Regions from separate parts of the Homo sapiens genome. Here regions 1 and 2 are each linked to region 3. The links are chromatin loops, found by intact Hi-C in ENCODE. Cell type or tissue: GM12878. All regions are shown on one strand. Each heading gives the region's core, and the rest is flanking DNA. Links, peaks and the distances in the headings are about the cores only.

Evidence for each region. A loop is a pair of places that touch in the nucleus more often than their neighbours do. Peaks named below come from ENCODE experiments on the same cell type or tissue, not always from the same donor. Only the 100,000 strongest peaks of a DNase experiment are listed, where the experiment ranks them.
Region 1: a loop joins it to region 3, with 10 times the contacts of the local background. A loop is called at or near these places in 17 of 110 quality-filtered maps.
Region 2: a loop joins it to region 3, with 9 times the contacts of the local background. A loop is called at or near these places in 12 of 110 quality-filtered maps.

What each region holds. Positions count from the first base shown.
Region 1 is chr3:117,016,684-117,022,519 of GRCh38, forward strand. All of the region lies in intron 1 of LOC124909415 (a long non-coding RNA gene), which reads right to left. Among named protein-coding and RNA genes, the nearest start is that of LINC00901, 98 kb to the left of the region's middle. In GM12878, for the core only: a CTCF peak has its summit at 2,625; a DNase peak (open chromatin) is centred at 2,633.
Region 2 is chr3:117,056,303-117,062,138 of GRCh38, forward strand. The region is part of intron 1 of LOC124909415 (a long non-coding RNA gene); the gene reads right to left. Among named protein-coding and RNA genes, the nearest start is that of LINC00901, 140 kb to the left of the region's middle. In GM12878, for the core only: a CTCF peak has its summit at 2,926 (motif pointing right); no DNase peak of the experiment used is centred there.
Region 3 is chr3:117,352,837-117,358,672 of GRCh38, forward strand. It overlaps LOC124906271 (a long non-coding RNA gene), which reads left to right and starts at 5,349. Exons shown (of 3, transcript XR_007096023.1): 1 at 5,349-5,426. RefSeq lists an enhancer at 5,602-5,836. In GM12878, for the core only: a CTCF peak has its summit at 2,929; no DNase peak of the experiment used is centred there; H3K27me3 peaks cover 97 bases.

The sequences.
Region 1 (5,836 bases), core at 1,003-5,002, 340 kb before region 3:
AGTGGAGCAGCTCTTCCAGTCTTGCTGGGGGTAGATCTGACCTTCCTCCTTATGAGAGAAAGGGATGCAAGGAAATACCAATATCCAAATATTCTCTTTGGACCCTTAAACTTGTTTTCACTTACTGCATTGTTTAAAAGTGTCTGAAAGAAATTATTTTGTATAATTTCTAAAGTATGATAATGTTCACACTGAACCATACTTATTTTAGAAATGACAATCCTATATATTCTAATTGGAATTAGGTATAAATAAATAGCCCTAATCTGTCTCATACTCAGACAGACAGCCAAGTTTGAAATTTGTCTAATAATTAGAGAAAAAAATAAAATGGTAAACCATGCACAGTGATATTTTATTTTGACATAGCTGCTCAATTTTCTTGGAGATATAAATGTGTTTAATCCATCTACATTCTCCCACATACATTCTGGCAAAATTGCTGCATTGTGACAGCAGAAATGCATTAATTACTTAAATGTTGCTTAACACTATAGCACTAAAGTACTTTATACAACGTGAAAGGACAGAAGGGGTTTTTACATATTGTCAATTCATGGGTGAGGTTAGTAGGCTGAAAGTAGCAGGAGGCAAATGTGGCTGAGGGTTAAGTGCTGTGTCTCAGAACACCTGTGTTTATTTCTTAATACTGTTAGTCATTTCTGGAACTATATTCCATGGTGAGGATTTTTTTTTTGGCGGGGGGGCGGTGTTGATCATTTTTGTTTTAACATTTCTGAATCTAGAAAATGAGATTTTGTTGTGGGTTACCACACATTCAGCATAAAACATTTATGTTAATAGAGGATTAGGAGTAGAAACTAATAGAAAACTGGTTTGATGTGCTTTTACTTAAAAAAAAGAAAAGTACAAAACCAGAGAAGAATACAGCTGTCAGCTATTAATACAACACAGCACAGTGAGAGTAAAACCCACTTCTGGGGCAGCCCCAGATCTCCTCTGAGACAGCCCCAAGATAATCCAGACTGTCAGAGCACAGCCAGGCTGAATCGTGCTATTCACTGGGTTCCCAGCACCACGCTCCAGTTCTGACCCTCTCGCTCCCTCTCGGGATGGATTGCTGCATCATCCATCCTCCTTAACTTATCTAGTACAGCCTTCTCTCATCCAATCCCAACAGGCTTTGCAGTTTCTCTTACAACACCAATCTGATAAAGCCAGCTCCTCACTCAAAAAGGCTTATGTGGCTCCCAATGCCTTTACAATAAATGGAAACTCACTGCCATGGTTAAGTCCTTTCACAATCAGGCCCCACCCTGCCTGCCAGTCTTTTATGCATCTCTTCATCCCTGCCATTCTCACTGGAGCCATGGAATACCACCGCAGTGCTCCATTAACATTCTTACCTCCACTTCTCTCTTTGCAATGTTCCTTCTTCCCAGAATGCCCTATGATCCCTTTTCTGGCTTCTCAAAACCCTGTCTATTCTGCCTGTTTCTCTTCAAATGTTATTCATCCTGAGAAGTTGCCCCTGGCACCTCTCTCCTGACCCAATCTCCATCACAGGCAACAGGTTTGTTCCTCACCCACACCCTCATAACACCCTGTTTCTATTACCTGCCAAGTCCTACCCTGCCTGGCCGTGCCCTCACTTGTGTAGGAGCTCGCCCTCCTCCAATAGATGGTGAGGTCCTTGCCTGCAGAGCTGGCATCTGAATGATTTCCAGTGTTCTGGTTCCCAGAACTATTCCTTGAACCTACCAAGTACTGAATTAATACTTGTAGACTCAAAGACTTCATTTAATTCCATTGAAAGAGACAATAGGTGGCTCCATTCTACCTAGGCAGCAGCGCTCCATAGATAACAATATGGATGACTTTAACCAATATATTATGCTACATCTGTTTGGCTCTTTGTAATTCCCCAAGTGCAACGACAGTACATAAGACAGAAAAAAAAACCCACTGAAATGTCAGAGCCCCTAAGGCAGAGCTTTGGGGATGCTGGAAGCCGCTTGGGGATGTCTTCTGTTGTCTTGCAGTAGCAACAGTAACAGTAGGCTTTGGTAAGGCAGACAAAAGCTAAAACATCTCTAATTTTCTCATTCCTAAAGCTCCTCTTGCTTGGCAGTAGCTCTGGATGTGTGGGAAGGCCTTTGGGACATCTTTCTCCACAGCTGCCAGGTAGCTGCTTTTGCCGTGGATGATGTGGCTCTTCCTGTCAAACTCCCTCCACCCGGTCTGACTCCTTACACAAGGATGAATTGACGTTACATGTAAAAACAGTGGCAGTTATATGTGAGACCGAGGTGGTTTAATAAGTGAGCACATTCAGCCCACTCCCTTTGGGGGAAAAAAACCAATAAAGGTATTGACAAGGGAAATTGATGTTATCTTTGTAGACATTCATAAAGCATCGCTAAAACAATCCCCACAATAACATTTGCCTTTTCTTTCTCTGACTTGAGTTCCCTCTTCTGACCAGGACTACTTAATATGCTCTCCGGTCTCCGCAACTGAATGCAATAACAACAGTGTATTCAGAAGAGTAAACCAGGGAGACAGAGGAGATAAAATCTTTGCTCTGTTGCACGCAGCCTTTTGAGGTTAAGCATTCAGCTGAACTGCTTAAGCAATGAGAATCTGGTTCCATGCAGCTAGGGGGAGCCCAAACACAGTTGAATGTGCCCTGCTGAGCGAATGCATTTAAATTTTCTGTCCCTCAGCTTTCAGAGTGTCTTTTGAAAGTATCCCCTTTAATTGGCCCAGGGTAGAGGCTAGGCATCTGTGATTGAAGGAAGGAAAAACAGATGCAGTAGAATCCCCCAGACACATTCTAGAGGTTTATATGATTTGTGTTTCTGAGATAAGACCCTGTTTCCTGCAGTTGTACGTAGCCACGGCAAGAGTATCTAGAAAGATCATTTCATGGCTAGAAAAATTAGAAAACTTAAGATGGGGATACGTTGCAACTGGCTTGTTTTCTCTACATAACCCACTTCTGAGTTTAATTCAATGGCTTCTGTTGTAGCATTTTTCCTTTTTTCAATATGGGGTTGTAATTACTCTTATACTAAAAAAGAGTGTGTGTGTGTGTCTGTGTATTTGGATTTCAAATACAATATTTAGATAAGAAGGAGATTATAACATGTAAATGAATAACAATAACCCTAAAACAAGCAGGCTAGAAACGCTTCCTAAATTACCAACAGGCGGATTGTATATTGGTTGTTCGAAAGTCTATCCACCCTGTTAGAAATAATAAATAATTTGTTCAGTTTCCCCAAACAAATAATAAAAGTTTCCTTAATGCACAATGTGCTTGATCATAACATGAGAAGCACGAGACTGTAGTAGAGTCACTTTATCAACTGTGTGAACTTAAGCAACCTGTTAACTTGACTGACCACGGATCCTTATTTTAAAATGGGGGTTATCATACCTACTTCCTTGTGTTATTTTGAAGGTTAAATGTGCTTCGCACATTGCTTGGCACACGTAAATGTCTGATATTCCTAACCCTTATTCAGAGTCTGACATAGTGCTTGGGGTAAAATAAGTACTCAAAAAACATTTGCTGAAAAAAATGAGTGAATAAATGTAAGGAATTTTACATTCAATAATATCTCCATGGGATATATACAGGATCACATTTTCCTGACTGCTTCTCTCATCCTCTGTTATTTTGAAACTTGGGTGGGTGATTCCTCTCTCTTTCTTACTCCTTGATAGGAATGAGGACATCCCGAGATCTACTTTATTTAGACAGCTCCAAGCCCCAGCAGGATGAGGACTGTGGGTAGAAATGAGAGAGGTAAGTATCACCATTGTTGGGAAGGGGGATATCAATGGTTAAGGCTCAGGGTAGAATAAAAAATATAAATACTAGTTTTGATTCCCCCAAATTATAGAGGAAGGAAAGAGGCTCAGATTAGGGATACAGGGATAGCAACATTGAAAGGGAAGAAATACCAGCATGATGGAGTCTAGGAGGCTGTAGGGGGGAAAAGTATATATCAAATAAGAAAAAGGGCAGGAGTTCTGGGAAAGGACTGATGACGTGGGTGAGGGAAGGAAGAATATGCTGAAATATGTCAATGCCGCAAACTAAGGTAATAAAAAGGATCAGAGAAAGAAACTGTGGCCTGGACTAGGAACTGTTCAATTTCACAAGCAGGATGACGTCTATTCAGCCAGAAGAAGAGAAAAAGACACCAGGTCAGGGACAAAGCTGGAGAGCCCCTGTACCACAAGCAATTGCAGAGCAACGGAAGCCAGAATCCCACTTGGAGGGTGGTACTGTCAACAAAAATTAGTGACACAGGCAGCTCAACCAGTAAACTGGGGTAAAATCTTTTCAACTAAAAGGTCCTTCCCAGACCAACCCAACTCACTACCTCTCTTAGTCCCTGAAGATCAGTTCCAGTATTTCTGGTCTGGTTTTCAAAGCTAGAAGGGTTCTTTACACTGTTGTTGCTATACTCAGAGAAGTGTCTAAGGACAGGTTTAGTTTCACTTTAGGGGATCATATTCTCCCTCAATCCTGTGTGTAATGCTTCCCTGGAATCTATTTTTCCCTTTGTCTTCTCCCAGAGATAGATTTTCTCCTGAAATAGGAACTAGATTTCAGCAAGAAGCCTGTTTCCAGCCTTGGTGTTTCCCAGTGTCAGCCTGTGTTAAAAGGCAGGAAGGCCCTGTGGCTGGAACCCCTATTGCAGAGACAAAGGACTCTCCTAAATAGGGATGCGTGCTCAGTGAAGATTTTCCACTTAATAAGAGTTTACATTTCTCAGCATCTTAATTGTAAGTCTAATAATTTAACAGAATGTATAGAAAAATGCTACCAGCACTTCTGTACTTAAAATTATAGAATAAAATTGGACATTATTTGTTTAACACAAAGGAAAACTTTTCTAAATCTAGTTCACGTGCATTTGTAGATCAGTCGAGTATGGTTTATTTTGAGTTTGTGGAATTTGATGTTTTCCTAAAGGTAGTGTACGCACTGGCACCTGGAACAGTACCTGTATAACAGAGATAATGGATGTTCATAGTTTATATAGTGTGTAGCTCAAGTTGCTATCTTGAAACAAAACAGCAGCAAATAAATTTTACAAACACTTTCATTGTTGCGACTTTTATAAAGCTGAGACAAAATTACTGAGATATGTGATTTCTCTGAGGGCGGTTACTAGCTCCAGAATAACATGCTTAAATAATGTGTCCTCAGTATTCTGAACTTTTTTCCAAGATAGAGAAATATTCAGTTCACTGAACACCTCACCGTGTTTCAGTTTTTCTATTTACAAAATGAAAATTGCTATTCAAACTCACAAAAATGCTGAGAGAACTAATGAAATGCCAAGGACAGGGGGAAAAAAAAAAATGCTTACCTGACTACATGTGTGTGATTATATATTCAGTAATACATAATTAAATGTATATTTTTTATCTATATAATTAACTCATTTTTTCTTTGACTTATCAGAGATGTAAAATGAGTTTATACATTGAAATGGGACTAGCTAACCTAGATTTTATTTAATTTAATTAATTTATTTTGGTGGGGACAGGGTCTCACGCTAGGTTTTAGTTCAACAGCTCACTAGTTGTGTGACACTGGCCAAACAACTAACCATTTCTGAATCTTAATTTCCATGAGGCTCTGACATTAAAATTTATATAAAAATACTGTGTAAACAGCAAAGTATGTTATGAATGTATGTTTTGCTGGACCTGAATGGATGCAGGAGTATAAATTCATACAGTCGAAAGACATTAAGCCACAGGGGAATTTCTTTGTAGCAGACAGGTGCCTAAACTTAGATTCCAAAGATTAGAACACAGAGGTATTAAAAGTAAATAGCATAGGGCC
Region 2 (5,836 bases), core at 1,003-5,002, 300 kb before region 3:
CTCTATTGTGTAGAAAAATATAACCTACACCAGGACTGAGAATATTTGCTATGTTTACCTAAGAAATCGTTTAACCAACAAAATATTTTGTCTTTATTTAAGATTTTCAACATCTAAAGAAAAATACCAGTAATCAGATAGATGCAAACTTATGTTTTCCAGAAAGTTCTGAGCTTTGCTTTCTCCCTCTTGCTCCTACCTTTTCAATGGCTTTTCCTCTCCAATCAGTGTCCTTACAGATTTCCTTAGCCCTGCAGGTAAGAGCTAGGCAGTTTAGTGATGCTCTATTGGTTTGAAAAGAGAAGCAGTCCTTCCTGGCTAGACAGCAAAGGGGAGAATTATGTGAGGAGGCAGCCACATTAAGAGATACTGAAATGCCCAGAGACTAGAAACAAAGGAATAATTACCAGGGATGTTTAACATCTTTAAAACATGAGATTACTGTAAATATTTAATAACAATGCTTTTGGGTTAGCTAGAAAGTTATAAAAGTATTTTGGAGTTGAGAAGGAATATAGACAGTTGCTTGTCTTCATTTTATAGGACAGCCTCACAGCTGCAAGCAAATCCTAAGAAATGCCAAAAATTACCTTTTGATGAGATTGTCATAAAGCTAATAAGACTTAAGCTTCCAAGCTCTCCCTTTGCACAGACCCTGATATGATTTGGCTCTGTGTCCCCACCTAAATCTCACCTTGAATTGTAATAATCCCCATGTGTCACGGGAGGGACCTGGTGGGAGGTAACTGAATCACGTGGGTGATTTTTTTCCATGCTATTCTCATTATAGTGAATAAGTCTCAAGAGATCTGATGGTTTTATAAAGGGAAGTTCCCCCACACATGCCCTCTTGCCTATCGTCATGTAAGACGTGACTTTGCTCCTCTTTTGCCTTTCACCGTGATTGTGAGGCCTCCCCAGCCATGTGGAACTGTGAGTTAATTAAACCTCTTTCCTTTATACATTACCTAGTCTTGGGTATGCCTTTACTAGCAGCATGGGAACAGACTAATACAGACCCCAATGAATGCTGGGTGTTGTATGGTATTATCAAGTAAGTGAAGAGGAGCAGGGAGCCCAAGTTGCAAAGAGGAAGTATTTCTCAATGAGTTTTTTGGGGAAAATGTCTAGAAATTTCAGAAATAGGAGATAAGAATCTCCAAGCCTGAAGTGATTGGTGGTTATTTGATTTCTAATTCAAAATAAATATTATTCCCTTTTATAAATAATTTTGTATTTAATTTTGTATTCTTAAGAGCTCAAGTTTTGTTTTTTTCTTTTTCTTTTTCTTTTTTTTTTTTTTTTTTGAGATGGAATTTCATTCTTGTTGCCTAGGTTGAAGTGCAATGGTACAATCTCAGCTCACTGCAACCTCCATCTCCCAGGTTCAAGCAATTCTCCTGCCTCAGCCTCCTGAGTAGCTGCATGTGCCACTATGCCCGACTAATTTTGTATTTTTAGTAGAGACGGGGTTTCTCCATGTTGATCAGGCTGGTCTGGAACTCCCAACTTCAGGTGATCCACCTGCCTCAGCCTCCCAAAGTGCTGGGAATACAGGCATGAGCCACCATGCCCAGCCTGTTTTCTTCTTTAAAAATTTTTTTAAAAATTATTTTAAATATATTTTTTTGTGGGTACATGGTACATGTATGCATAGTGTACATGAGATGTTTGGATACAGGTATGCAATGTGAAATAAGCACATCATGGAGAACGGAGTATCCAGCCCCTCAAGCATTTATCTTTTGGGTTACAAACAATCCAATTACATTCTTTAAGTTATTTTAAAATATATTATTATTATTATTGACTATAGTCACCCTATTGTGGTATCAAATAGGTCTTATTCATTCTTTCTAAATTTTTTGCACACATTAATCATTCTCATCTTCCCCCAGCGCCCCCACCACTACACTTCCCAGCCTCTCGTAACCATCCTTCTATTCTCTATGTCCATAAGTTCAATTGATTTGATTTTTAGATTCCACAAATAAGTGAGAACATGTGATGTTTGTCTTTCTGTGCCTGGCTTATTTCACTTAACATAATGATCTTCAGGTCTTTCCATGTTGTTGCAAATGACTGGATCTCATTCTTTTTTACGGCTGAGTAGGAAAAAATCTAATAACCCAATCAAAAAAGGCAAAAGATTTGTATAGACATTTCTCAAAAGAAGACATCCCCCCAATTTTCCAAATCTTAGGACCCACAAAATCTGGATCATCTCTGCAAGCGTTATAAGAGTTAATTCTCCTCTATGATTTTAAACTGATTTAAGATGTGAGAAAGAAAAGTGACTTGGAGCAGTCTGAAGAATGTGAGGTCTGCAAAATTTATCAGGCCCAGAGAAACAGGAGCTTGAGGATTCAGTCACATCCTTTGCAACCATGCCCAGGGGTAATTGCTGAAAGGTATTTTGTTTTTACTTTCTTTCCTGTAGTTTCCAGACTAGCTGATAAATTTCTTCAAATGTTACTACAAGTTACACAATGTGACCCTCAACCACTATCTTCAAGTTCCTGAAATTTATAATATAAGAAACAATATATAGCCAATCAATAGCTGATGTTATTTTAATGAACCAACATAAACTTCTGGTAAACAGCTTAGAAACTATCCCCTAACTTCTTTTTTTCTCTTTAAAAACCCACTTGTAACTGCTGCTAATTGGTGCATATATTCAGGGCAATTTGAATTGGTGACTCCTGAGCTGCAGTTCTAAACCTGGGCCCAAATAAACTCTCTACTTATATTAATTTTGCCTTAGTTTCTTCCTATAGGTTGACAAATGCATTACTTTTGGTGGTTGCTTAAAGTATTGTAGCTTTATCCATTTAAGTGAAAGAATTATATTTGTTAAGAAATAGAAATATATGGTCATGGAGTAAAAAAATTATTGGAGTTGATGAGATGTTTCTTTACTACCACATGGTGGCAGTATCCCTAAAATCCTGAGTGTAAATAAATGTTTTCCCTTGCTTCAAGTGCAAAAACAATGTTTACAAAAGGGAGTGGGGGAGGGGAGCTCTTGAACATATAAAATTGTATTTTGTTTGGCTTGTTTATATTGTGACAGTCCTTTATTAAATCAGCCATGAATTTGATGGAATAAAATACCGTTTTGTTTTTTCACTTTTCAGATAATACATATGGTCTTTTAATTCTGTATCTGGATGTCTTTAATAGTAATTAAAATAAAATCTTAGGCAATGAGAAATACTATGTTTCATATGCTCATCGCTTCTCACACTTGAGGGAGATGTGGGCAGGAGCAGCGATGTCCTATGTTTCTAGGGCTCTGCATATTCCTCAGTGCTTCATACTTTTAAAGAAAACATTAAAAAATACCAAACATTATCATTAATTGGATTATTGCTGAGATCATAAGGGATTCTTTATCTATTGAAAGAGCTGGGATTGTGTTATTACTTAGATAGATTTAAGATATGCTAATTGTCCTCATTATAATAAAATTTGGGAGTAAAAAGAAATCGTTGCAGGCTTTTGTCAGTGTGCTGATGATCTGTCTCCTGTTTTGTAGCCAACTGGACACGGTTGTGGAGATTTTACATAGGTTCACTAGATTTTCTTGAGTAGAAAAGAAACCCACAGTCTCTCTGTGTACTAAACAGACCGTTGGCAATATCTAAACAGCTGTTGGCTGTATGATACATATTTGGCTAAAAACAAACCCATCTGTATTTAATGCATTATTGCCAAAGTGTACTAACATGCTGTTTCCAGTCTGAAAACACTGGTACCCTCATGTGAGACGATCAAATTGAAAATCTCGCAACATGGCTCTTGCACTTCTTGGCTATGCAAACAGAAATCCTAGGAGTGTGCCAGCGGATGGCAGAACCTGTTTCCAGAGGTTTCAGTTGGGAGGTGAAGGGGAAGGCAGTGGATAGACACAGACTAGATCACCCTTTCCCTTGATAAATTCTTTAATTATTTTATCCTGCCTTTCAAAATAATTCCTTAGTATCTATTACCTCTTATGTACTTTTGTATAATCTTTATTTTTGCTGATTAAAAAATTATATTTAATATGAGAAAAATTAGAAAATACAAAGAAAAATGGAATAAAAAGGTCACCCTTTATTCTACCACACAGTTTACATAGATATGCCACTTCTGAGTAAAGTTATTAATTAATGACCCAGGTAATTAACATGAATCAATCAATCCATTTACTAGGATCACTGGGCCTGCATAACAAGTGACAAAATAGACTAAGAGAGGTCAGACAACTTGCTGAATTTGCTTATCTCTTAAGTGCTTAATCAAGGATTCGAACCCAGATTTGTCTTTCTTAGAGCTGGGGCTTTAGCCACCACAGCACATCACTTCACATTAAGAAAATAATACCATTCACAAAATATGTCCCCAGAGGTCAATGGGATATAGACAACTGTTTTTATGATAATTTAAGATGCAGTTGAGACTTTGAAAGCTAGATTATATAATAATTACAACTGTAAACAACAGCTTAGTTTGTCCATGAGTGAAATAATCACAAATGTGCTAAAATGTGTCTATAAACAGTGAGATATGGGATTTCCTAGTATTTATCATTTAAATAAAACATGTGTTAGCTAATGAATTTTTTAAGTTAATTAGTGTAATGGAATTTTCCTCTAAATACTAGCACTTATTTTATTTGACAAAACACTGAACAATTTGGGAAGATTCTTGTAGTTTTTCATGATTTGAATAATGCATAGCTTTTGCTCATTATAGGCAAATGTTCAAATCAACCTCAAAGAACGCTTCACCTGGAAAGCTCTAACTAAATGAGCATTTTTCTCTGCCTACCACTAGCACCAGCTCCCGTAGTAAATAGTCAACAGCTGGAGTGGTAACAGGGAAATCTCAGTGCAACTAATGAGATCCCCATATTTCACAGCTCAGAGGCTGTAAAATATCTTTTTTTAAGAAAAAAGGGTAATTACAAAAATCTCACTTCTTTGTTTGAGTGTAAACCGAAAGAACTGTTACTTTTAAAGGAATGAACTCTCTGTACTAATAATCAAATTCATAAAACTATACAATGTAAATGAGGATAATTTATAAAGTGATTGGTTTTGCAATACACAATGTCACAATCCCATCCAAACAACTAAGATGTGTCTGGAGTATAATTAAATCTAACAATAAATATTTTTAAAACATTATTTTTCCCTACTTCTCAAGTGAAATAAAGAAGTGCTGGCAACATTATGGAAATGTTCAACTAAATGCTGCAACGCTTCATGATACGGAGAATATATTAGTCCCAATACACTACAACATCCTTGAATATACATTTTTAAGCATGTTGACAAAATGCCACTTCCCCAGGAATCCATTTTAAATAATTCAAATTAACTCTGAAAAAATGTTTGCTGAGGCTTTTGTTTGATTCAAGTTTCTCTTCTGCCCCCAGCCTGTGTTTGGTTTTGCTAAAAAATATTTAGAATAAATAGAGCAAGCACCTCTCTGATATACCACTACTAAAATTCCTAAAATTCTAGAACAATTAGAGTTGGGGCCAAACACAAAGTCATAATATTCCTATATTAGAGAAGAATTTCAGTATTCAGGAGAGAAGACAGAAAAAAAAAAAAGAGAGAAATGAAAGAAAGACATGAGTGAACCAGAAAGTCAACAACAGTCAGTGAGTTAGAGAGAATTGAAATGCCACACATCTAGAAAGGTAGGCACAAAGATAAAAAGAAAACAAAAGAGAAGTGTTAATGCTTCAGTGATAGGGAAAGAATGAGGAGAGAATAAGGATGGATTCTAGGAAAGACATCCCTCAAACTCATTTAGTGCTCAAAGCAATCATGTAAAA
Region 3 (5,836 bases), core at 1,082-5,081:
TTTATATGATGTGTGGGACATTATATAATTAAGGCTGTTTGAGACTTTCTATAATTTGGGAGACTCTGAAATAATGTAAAAGATACAAAATTGTCTTAGCTGGATATGTAAGCATTTTTTAAATAATGTGATATGGGTCTGGTTCTAGGGTTATAGTTTATATCAGCAAAAGTATAGATAAAATTTCCATGAAACCTCTATCCGTCCATCTTGGTAATGCCTTCTAGGAAATTTTTAGGTTATCTATGGAAATATCCTATGTCCACAAGTTCTTTCTTTTTTAATATGCTTTGCCAATTTTCTATACATCCTCCTTCATGATTGCATCTCCTTTGAAAAATTACTCCTATTAAACTAAATTTCTCTGTCACTGCAAGAGACATAAAATTAAAAACTATCTGTCTTTAATCATGCCAGGCTTCTTCCTTGTCTCCTGGGCTCCATTAATCAATAATTAATATATAAAGAAGACTGAAATCCATTTCAATTTCAAAGGCCCAAACGTTTCGCTGATTAATAAAAAATTGTGCTCACAAAGATGGACGGATATGCCATGGTGAAATGATGGAGGACACAGCATTACCAGGGAATAGATTTGCAGGACCACATGTGCTGTGTGGCCTACCTGTACAAGAAATAAGCCATGTGGAGGAACAATTCTGCAGAATACCTCCCACCAAGCCTGACATCTCTGCATGTAAGAATTCTTATCCACAATTATCATCTTAGTCTATTTGATTTACCATTCTACCCAGAGTCTTATAAGTGGAATAAAAGGGTTAACTCATACTCTAAGAATCTACTCCCTGGGCTTACAAATATATCTAGTTTACTGAACAATTAATATTCTTGTTATTATATACACAGAACTGTAGATACTATACATTATGGGTTGGTGAAAACCATAGATATGAGGCTTGAGAGAATAATATCTGGTTTCTACTAACTTTCTGATCTACCCAGTTTATGCCGTTGCCAGCTCTCTTAACATTCTGGTGCCGTTTGCTGTCAGCATTGGCTTCTCTATTTAAGGAGTTTTAGCACTAATTGCTGGGAATTCAGTCACTCTTCAAGCATCCCAGTTCTACACAAGTGGGACCTTTCCATCTGTGCAAGGCCTAAGGTCTATCCTTGCACAGAACCATTAATACAGAAGGCTCACTCTCCTATTCTTACGTCCTACAATACCTACTGCAGTTTATTCCCAAGAACTGACTAGAGTTCTAGTCTCTCTGTTTTGAGAGATTCACTTTTGGTCTCTCCGTGATGTGTAGCAATGAGAAGAATTCTTTTAGCCAGTATCTTTGATAGTATAAAGCAGTTTCAAGTAAAGAAATCTACCAGGGAACTAAAGAGCATACAGGTAAAAATGGATAGATATAGAACTCCTTCTTCAGAAAAGTCCTAAAAGTGAGTGAACTCTTAACACTCCTCATACAAATTCTTAGAGGAAGAGTGTTTCACCTACCTCACTGGTTTTACCTCATAAGGCCTTTCTCTCATCTGGCTGCCATTGTTGAGTTTAATTCCACATGGAGTGCTCAAAATCCCAGTGTACTCGTGCATAGATTTTTCTTCCTATTTAATTAATCCGAGGTTCTTTCCTTTATTGTTTCTACCATAGCTAGAATTCAAATCTATTGCCTACCTTGTATATAAGTAGAGAATTGAGGAAACAAGATATTTCAGGTCAGGATTATGGAATGAGACATACATATTCACATAGGTATTTTATGCTTTTTTTGACCTAGCCTCAAACACAAAATATCGAAGATTTAGGGAACTACAAGAGCCTTCAAGGAGAAAATGATAGCACATTCCTATTGAGGCTCAACAGGATGAATAATAATCATATCTAACATTTAATACAAACTTTCTTGGTACAAGCGTTTTCATAGGCATTTAATATACATTATCTCATGAAATCTATGACAGATCTATGAGCCAGTACTATTACTTTCCACTTTTTATGAATGAGGAAATCAAGTATTAGAGGAATTAAAACATTTTCCCATGGATCACTTGCTCATAAGTGGTACATCTGGGACTTGAACTCAGGCAGTAGGGCTCCAGCACACATATCCTTTACCAGTGCTCTCAACATCAAGTGAACCCTTTATAAGGGTAGAGCTACACAGAGCCACAGGCTCCAGATACCACCTTTGCCTCTACCATCCAAAGTGCTTCTCCTGTGCATACATAGATTACATTCTCCCAAATTAAAATCAACAAGACAGACACTGATGGAATCCAAAGTAAAAATTGCAGAATCTATGGGACATTTTGGTCATTGATGTAGAGAGTAAATAAAAATGTTTGAAACCAAGACAGATCTTCATACTTATATCATGTGAGGTAAAATGTAACTATTGGCTGATCTGAGGCTTCATTCTACTGACTACATGTCCTCTTGATTGATATAATGGCACTAATTTTAGAAATGAAAAAGGGTCACATAGATGCAGAGTATTCAAATATAACTGTTCAAGTAAATTTTAAAGGCTGAGCATATGTGACAGGCCTGTGTTATTCTTTTTGCCATCTCTTCCCTCTTGCCTGCACTGTGAAGCTTCAAAAACACTGCCAATGCAACGGCAACCCTGCTGCCGAGGCCCAAGACAAACAACGGCAAAGATGGTAGATGAGCCAGTGATTACAAGTCAATAACAATTTTGCAATTATACATTCTATAACCAAATTAGAAACAATGTCATTAAGCCTCAATGGCAAAAAAATTAATTAATTTAATATAAAAAAATCTTCCTTGTTTGTCCAAAGTAAATACCCTGGGAAATAGCACTATGTCATTTGGTAATTACTACAGAACAATATAGGAATAGATCATGACTGGTGTCTAGAAAAACAGCAATCACATTTTGCCTTCTAATTATGGCAGCACTCTCAAGAAACACAGGGAGCAGTGCACCCTGCTGTTACACCACAGCAATAACACTCATTACCCCAGTAAATACTATGGAAATGTGCAGTAACACACAGGGGCCTCCCTGCTGTGAGGCTGTGGCAGAATCACTCATCAGGCTGGGAAGTATCACTCGATCGTCTTTAATTACTTCCAAAATATATGATAACCTGCCCACAGTTAGAATGCGGTGATATCACTCGTTACTTCTCCCTCCCTGCTCCCCTTTTTTTTTTTTTTTTTTGTAACTTACTAAGAAACCCTGCAGTAGCCTTACTATAGTGGTGATGTATTGTAACTTATACCAATTTAATCACATAGATTTGTGTGCTTTTGGCCAACATATGCTCCCAATGTGAAATGAGCACAAGAAAAATATGCTCAAATACTGTTATCTTTCTAGCAAGATCCCTTTTCTCACGTTATTGAGTTGTGGCAACACTGTTGTAATCCTTTCTTTTTATTCTGGAAATTAGAGTGATAATTACACCGTAGTCCCCTGGAATCCAGAGTACTTGTAATTATATCCAGTTACCTAGGAAAACAGCAATTTCAAACCTATTACCCACAGGTATCATTTATGTTTATTGCCCTATTTGTGAAGCCGCTTTTACTCTGAATTCCAAGTGGCAGGATGTTTCACTGAGGTACTTGTGCTCCGGAGGAAGGGAGAAAGGACAGAGGGAGGGGACAATAGGAAGAGGCCTCTACTCCTTTTCAGGAGGCTTAGGTCTGATCTCTATTAGAAAGGGTTTGTTCAGGCCCTTTTCAAATGGATAAGGCAGATTATGGGACTATGTTTTCCTCACACAGTTTGGAGACAGGGCTCAAAGTTTCAGGGTTTTGTGTTTGACACCTCCCATTGTGCTCACTTGTCTCAATGTGCCACAAATGCCTGCAGTAAGGCTAAACTAATTCTTGATTATGACTCACCCTGGCAGGTGAATTAATAGCTTTTAGGACAGCAGTTTCAAAAATAATTAAACCTAGGTGTTGCTATTTTCATAAGAAAGAAGAAAATAACTGTTATGCCACAGCATTCATCACTTTGATTTGGACAATTTATTCTAAACATCAGTACTTACTTAAGAGAGGTTTTGCATGTAGTTATTCAGTAAGCCATTCGTATTCCAAAAGAGGGAGTGATGGATGTAGGTTTCCTTCTCTTGCTAATTTTTGGAGTGATTTGTAAGATTATAATTTTATAAGGAAGACCTAATCTTAGACTTACAAATAATAATATTGTGTACTGAATATTTAAGTCAAGTACTAGTTAGCTGTAACAATAACTCAACACAAGAACGTTATTGACCCCATGTATAGATAAAGAAATTAAGCCTCTGAGAGGTTAAGTAATGTGCTCATGATTATTCAGTTAGAAAACAGTACAGCCAGGATTTGATCTCAGTTCATTCAAGCCTCCGATCTTGTCCTTTTGCTATACTATCACACTACTCCATCAGGTGCTGCATCTATTTCTATTGGCTTCAAGTTCTGTAATGCTTCTTGACATATAAAAAGAAAACTTGCTCAGAATGTTTAAATTATGAAAAAACTTCCCCACAAAATGTATTTCCCTTATGAGGGAGAAAGACTCAGGTACTTTTAAGCTGAAAGTATTAGTAGTTGTCTGTCTTTTCCTTTACCCTGTGTTAACAGCCACTTGAAGACATACGAAGCCTTCATTTTCACCCCAAATTGGGCTTTGGGTCTTATTCACCATTTATCACAAACTATTCTGAAGAATGAAACAGCATTGGAGAAAATGAAAACTTGGGACTTCTAAAGTTTAACTTGGGAGTCTATTACTGAATTCAAGTATTAAACCGGGCAAAGTCTTCTTGCCCGAACGATTAATTAATTAAAGTCAAGCATTCATTCATTTTTGTAAAATAACATTTTATATGTATTTTTATTTTTACTGTTTATTTTCACATACCTTTTTAATAGAGGTTTGGTAATAGCTCCTTTTTTTGCACTGATAGAGAAATAAGTTCAACTTCAGTATGATCCACTTAGTTTCTCAAAACATGATATTAGAAGCATAAATCCAATGTATTTTAATAAGAAAAAAACAACATAAATGTGAACATATTACACACATTTGTCTGAAATCTATTGAGGTACAGTAAAAAGTGTAATTCCAGAGTTAAACACACAGAGTTGTTTTAAATTACTTTCATTTAAAACACTTACTGCATGCACAACATGATTTAACTACAGATAATAGTACTAAAATGATTTCTCTAAGGTATCTTCAGAGATAGAGATTGTGTAAAGATCACAAATCTAGGAAAGTGTCTCTACTTTACCAAAACAGCATTGGTCATGATATCAGGTCATCCACTGGCAATTGTGACATGGGCATTTTGAAAGCAGAGCTTGGCATTCAGCAGTTACCAGCTTGCTAGTCAGAGGGCATGTCATACAGTCTAAGAGAGCTGCATTCATTTCTGGTCAGGCCACAGATGCAGGTTACCAAGCAAATGTTTCATTGTCCCCTAGGGTAAGCAAACTGAACCTCCCAGGAAGATACGTCTCTATTATTCTGAGAAGGCTATTATTGAAATTAGTTAAGAAAACCACTTATCTCCCTATTATTTAAAAATCTGTCAATGTAAAGATGGATGGCATTACTCAGAATCAGAAAATTTGAATTCCAACACTTGATTATGAAACTTGGTAGCTGTGGGGGGCGGGGCAAAGATGGCTGACTAGAAGCAGCTGCATTCAGAGGCGCCAATGGGAAAAAAACATAAAAAGCCTGTGAATCCTCACAGGCAACCAAGGTATCCAGGTTCTCTCATCAAAATTGTCTAGAAGGTTGATGTGACCCACGAAGAGAAGGAAGAGCGGTGTTGTGCCGCAGCCCACCTGAGAGCAGGCAAGGGGAGCTGCCTCCCCCCAGCCAAGGGA